Regions from separate parts of the Homo sapiens genome. Here region 1 is linked to region 2. A link is a loop called in an ENCODE intact Hi-C map of the cell type or tissue named here. Cell type or tissue: ascending aorta. All regions are shown on one strand. Links, peaks and the distances in the headings refer to the core of each region. The heading gives the core; the rest is flanking DNA.

The links. Hi-C counts contacts between places; a loop is a spot of excess contacts. Peaks named below come from ENCODE experiments on the same cell type or tissue, not always from the same donor. Only the 100,000 strongest peaks of a DNase experiment are listed, where the experiment ranks them.
Region 1: it touches region 2 in a loop (2.0-fold over the local background); 5 of 110 quality-filtered maps call a loop at or near these places.

Annotation. Positions count from the first base shown.
Region 1 is chr19:32,463,122-32,466,042 of GRCh38, forward strand. It overlaps DPY19L3 (dpy-19 like C-mannosyltransferase 3), which reads left to right. Exons shown (of 19, transcript NM_001172774.2): 13 at 245-367; 14 at 748-859; 15 at 1,607-1,663. Among named protein-coding and RNA genes, the nearest start is that of DPY19L3, 59 kb to the left of the region's middle. In ascending aorta, for the core only: a CTCF peak has its summit at 1,246 (motif pointing right); no DNase peak of the experiment used is centred there.
Region 2 is chr19:32,339,028-32,341,948 of GRCh38, forward strand. No RefSeq gene overlaps it. Among named protein-coding and RNA genes, the nearest start is that of ZNF507, 5.1 kb to the right of the region's middle. RefSeq lists an enhancer at 1,162-1,211. In ascending aorta, for the core only: a CTCF peak has its summit at 1,418 (motif pointing right); a DNase peak (open chromatin) is centred at 1,394; H3K27ac peaks cover 1,212 bases.

The sequences.
Region 1 (2,921 bases), core at 141-2,640, 120 kb after region 2:
GCACTTTAAATTTTTACTTCAAAGCTGCTGTGAAATTTCAGTTTTTCTCATTATTAATGCATTTATATTGTTACACTTTAGCCTCATAAATTCAAAATTGATCAATGCGAATTCATTTCATCTTATGGAAATAATCAATTTCTGAATACATAAAGGCATACATTTCTTGTATCTTCTTCTTTTACAAAGATCTAACTAAAATTATGTTTCCAGCTTAAATTTTGTATGTTGCTGTTTTACTCAGTGATTCTACAAATCAACAATCCGTGGGTAAAATGGAAAAAGGCACAGTTGACCTGAAACCAGAAACTGCCTACAACTTAATACATACCATTCTGTTTGGATTCTTGGCATTGAGTACAATGAGGTATTTTTGTCTTACCTGTTTGTTTACTTTTTATTTGATCACTCTTGATGTTACTTAGCAATATAATTTGGAAAGTGACAATCATCTTCATTAATGATCATGGTTCCCATAAAATCATCCTTATATCCTATCTTCTCTCAGTATAAAATACTCAACATCAGTTTTTACAATTAATTACAAACACGCCTCTATGTTTTACTCAAAGCATAGTCTTGAAAAGGCAGTGGAGTTAAACAACGAACCCTTCGGCAAATGGCATCTGCATAGTTTTAAGTAAGATTTTGCCGTCATAGACTGTAAAGCTGCCTTTATAGGTGTCTCAGAATCCAGGTTTATATACAACTAGTACTTCTGACTTGCGCCTGTGTCTGTTCTTGCAGAATGAAGTACCTCTGGACGTCACACATGTGTGTGTTCGCATCATTCGGCCTATGTAGCCCTGAAATATGGGAGTTACTTCTGAAGTCAGTCCATCTTTATAACCCAAAGAGGGTCAGTGTCATCCCTTTTTCCATCTCCTTTTATGACTTGCAGTATTTCTTTCATACCACTTCTTTTTTTGTTTTTCAGTAGCTGTGAGATAAAATGGATACTGAAATTGAAGCTGAAAATACATAATTGATATATTAAGATTTTATAGGGAATTATTTTAAAATAATTTTATTTTAAAAAATTACTTTTTTCTCAGACTATAAGTTAGATATGTTCATTATACAGAATTTGGAAATACAAAAAAAAGCACAAAAGGGGAATTAAAATTACCAATAATCCCCTTGTCCGGAATTATAACTGTTGTTATTATAATGTATTTTCATAAAGATAATTATTTATATATGTATGACAATTTTTCAGTAGCCTATAAATGCAGTTTTGAATTGTTCTACTCCATAAATTCACTAGGTGGCAATATAGTAGAAGCTGCAGATATCTTACAAATGATTAGAATCCTAGTATCGACTCAGTTATTCTGCATATTGGAGACTTGTGCTCCATTAAATTATATTTCTGGTAATTTTTTAAGGCATATATTTACAAAGCAAAACTGTAAGGCAGAAGTGTTTAAAAAAGCCGGGCACAGTGGCTCACTCCTATAATCCTAGCTGCTCAGGAGGCTGAGACAGGAAAATCACTTGAGCCCAAGAATTCCAGGCCAGCCTAGGCAAACATAGCAAGACCCTGTCTCTCAAAAAAGAAAAGGTTCAAAATACTTATAATCTAAATAATGTCTTTCTTATATAGATATGTATAATGCGATATTCAGTACCGATATTAATACTGCTGTATCTATGCTATAAGGTAAGACTGATTTTCCTCATTCTTGTCATTCATGTATTTAGCAGAATAATTGCTTTGATTCAATATATTTTGTGTATTATTTGGCAAATAGAGTGGTTTGTGAAGGTTATAAATACCTCCTTAGCTTCTTACTGAAGGTGACATTGATGGGAAAATGGATCTTTTTCCCAAATAGTTTTAACAAGTAAAAACATGATAGCGAAAACTACTATAGCATTTAATAATTCTAATTAATTTTGATTTAGACTCTTAATATTCAGCTGATGCAAATTCTGAAAATAAGGTGTTTTCAGACCTATTTTGAAATGAAAGTAGGAAAATTATTTTCCCATTACCTGATTTATATAGACTAAGAGATTTTTAAATGTATCTTACTTTAAGCTCCATATTTTATTAGATGCTTATCTTCATAAGAGAATTAGACACATAAATAAACACAGCCTAAGGCTAGGCTTTTTAAAATCTGTTCTTCAGTATCAATAGGAAGTATCTGGATTTTTCATATTCTCATTTGACTAGTTTCTGAAACAGCATGAACTGCCCTTTAATTCAGAGAATTTCTTATCAGAGACAATGATCATTGGTCAGGTTGACTGTGGCTTTTTGTCACATCTTTGACATTGGCAGTCTTGAATCATCACTAGGGCAGATAGCACAGACTGTTTTATCCAATTGAGCTTCTGCCCTCTCTTTTTAAAGAACCTAACATATTAAGTTTATATTTTTTTTCCTTTAAATTTTACTTTAAGTTAAAACGACGGATTTCAAACTCTACTGTGTAGAACCCCTGATTTGGGAGGGTGGCTAAAAGCAGGGGTGATGGGACCTCCCGCAGAGAGGATCAGCTAGAGCAGCTCAGCTTTGGGGTTTATTTGCTTATATTTTCATGTAGGATTTTGTGAACCAAAGGTTTCAGGCTAAAGAAAATATTGCTAAATACTATATTGTAAATATTTCAAAAAAATGTGTTCTGTTATGAGCCTGTCTATCAAAACATTTACCATTAGCAAAACTCTGTGCTAACTCCTAGATATTAAAAAACACACAAATAGATTTATGCCTCCCCACCTCTGGGAATTTTATTGCTCTAATGCGAATAACTGAAACTTACTAAAAACATCTAGACACGAACAGTTAAGGATTAAACAGTATATGTTACTGAGGAGTCCTGTCAGTTTACCTTTACACAATGATTCAGTGGATTAAAGCACCCTCCTCACAGAAAAGATAAAGCTCATGAATGTTTTTCTCACCACTG
Region 2 (2,921 bases), core at 230-2,729:
TGTGAGAACGGACTAATATAGTGAACTTTCTCTGGGTACGATATGCATTTTTTCCTTTCCTTTATCACTCATGTCTCTTTCTCAGTGAAAGAAACATCCCAGGCTGGGCATGGTGGCTCACGCCTGTAATCCCAGCACTTTGGGAGGCCAAGATGGGTGGATCACTTGAGGTCAGGAGTTCAAGACCAGCCTGGGCAACATGGTAAAACCCCATCTCTACTAAAAATACAAAAATTAGCCAGGCATGGTGACATATGCCTATATTCCCAGCTACTCGGGAGGCTGAGGCAGGAGAATCGTTGGAACCCAGGAGGCAGAGGTTGCAGTGAGCTGAGATTGCACCACTGCACTCCAGCCTGGGTGACAGAGCGAGAGTGTCAGTGTCAAAAAATAAAAATTAATTAATTAATTAATTAATTAAATAAACATCCCAGAAGGTCAAATACTATACCATGTTCCCTCTGCTTGGTCTTCCCCAGTATACGAAGAGCTCAAGCTGGGAATCTTAGAAGATAGACTCCTTGCAATCTGCAGTTATCCATTTACTGATGTCTTAAGCAAGAAGTAGAACTCCCAGCCAGTCGGTGATGATGCCAGCAGCTCCTCCTAGTCTATCACCTCAAAAGGAGCTGTCAAAATAACAAATGACATATTTTTAAGTTGCAGGATTACCCCTTAGCTGGGCTTTCTTGGTTTGATTAGCAGTTACTTTTCCTTTTAGTGTCTTTCTTCATCTTCTCCTCCTTCTTCTTTTCATTTTCTTCCTCTGCTCCACTCATCAATAAAGGCCACTGTTTTCAGGAAACTGCTTCCCTAGGAAGAATTGAACAGTATACTATTACAATCATATTGTCTTGTTCAGAAGCAGGTGGTATTACCTGTCAACAGGGGTTTGGGGCAGAGCAAATAGCTCCCACCCAGCTCGGTGAAGCCACTCCCTGGCTCCTGGGTAGAGAAAAATGGCCAAAGAAGAGAGCTCTTTGGAGGCCTCAAAATCTCATTTTCATTCCCTTTGCAGAGAAGAGACTGACTTTATTGACAAAGACGACTGAAAATTGCTTGAGCGTTCCAATAACCAGTCTGCGTTGAGGCAGAAAGACAGTCTGGCGGAGGCAAGCTCCCTGCTCCACCGCTAGCTCCGCCGAGCCACGCTTTCCTGCAGCACCAGTCTGTGGCATATGCAGACTAGACTGAAAGGAGCCTCCTGTCGGCCTCAAAAGCAGCCCCCCTCCACCTCCACTCCCAGCCTGCTGGTGCGTTTCCTGGATCCCAATCACAAATCAACACGAATGCAGGGAATCTCTGCCAGACACCAAACTCTTAGGCTGATTCAGGAGCTTGGGGTCAGGCCTAAGTTGGCTTGGACCAGGCACAGGTCCCATTTTCCACTGGAGTGCCCTGTGGCTTGGCTGCACATTGCGCGTGGGCCACTAGATGTCACCATTATTGATTCTTGTCCTTATACCCAGGTCCTGAGTCTAAGACAGGGTCTCAGGGCTAGGAGAACTCTGGAGAGAATTCCATCGCAGCGTTGACTGCAGGGCTGCTATATTTGCTATGTCTGAGTTCCTCGGTGGGCCTTTTCTAAATAAGTTAGCATCTCAGCCCCAAAACAGCTGAGCTGCAAATTAAGCAAAGACCAGTATTAGCCAGAGCCAACCCTGATTTTCACAATCACGTCCCCTGCCCTTTCTCCTCCTCTTCATCGTCAGGGTTGGTCATTATGCATCCTTCTGGTTTACTTGGGCCCTCAATAAGAAATAAATTAATATGTATGCCTCATAGCACCAAGGATTTTAGATGTTGATGTGCTGTTGAAGAAACATAGGTCTGTGGCTTTTAGCAGAGAATGAATGACAGAGGGATAATTTATGATGGTCCTTGAGACCTGAACTACAATTATGAAGTATTTCTAGGTGTATATTCAGGATGCAAAGTGCAAGGAACCCAGAGCTAATGTTAATTTATTACTGACAGCTGTATATATAATAATATATCACGTCTTTTCATCTTACATTCCTTCTGACTTACATCAAGCAATCTTTTCATTCATTAATAAAATCAAGTCTTGCCATTATTCTTAATGATGAAGTCCCATCTTGAACCCAGAGGACTCCTATCATTAAACTCCGTGCTTCTATATACCAGTCATCTGAAGCTCAAAAAAAAGGATAAATTGAACTTCTTGTTTTACAAGCAAGGTGAAAACATCGGAAAGATAGAGCCCACTTGCTCACAGTCCCACAAGGGCTAAGTAGCAAAGTCAGGGACAATTTCGGGGTTTATTTTTCTCAGCTCGCACTACCACATCCTTTTTTGCCTTTTAGCTCTCTTGCCTCCTCTCACCTTTCTACAATCTCTCCTTTTTTGAGGCAGTATTTTTTTTTTTTTTTTTTTTTTTTTTTGAGACGGAGTCTCGCTCTGTCGCCCAGGCTGGAGTGCAGTGGCGGGATCTCGGCTCACTGCAAGCTCCGCCTCCTGGGTTCACGCCATGCCTCAGCCTCCCAAGTAGCTGGGACTACAGGCGCCCGCCACTACGCCCGGCTAATTTTTTTGTATTTTTAGTAGAGACGGGGTTTCACCGTTTTAGCCGGGATGGTCTCGATCTCCTGACCTCGTGATCCGCCCGCCTCGGCCTCCCAAAGTGCTGGGATTACAGGCGTGAGCCACCGCGCCCGGCCGAGGCAGTATATTTTTTAAAGGTCATGATAAAAATTACACCTTAAAGAAATACGGGCCACACGTCTCGTCCAATTTTCGGTTCTGTGCCAAAGACTTACATGATTAATCCCTTCAAAACAAATCTAATCTAATCTTATCACACCAAAGACAAGGTGTCCTTCATAAGTATTGTGGCTGGAAACAAGTAGGTCTTCCTCCAGTTTCAACTCGTTCAATGTCTCATTCAGTTTACAACCAGT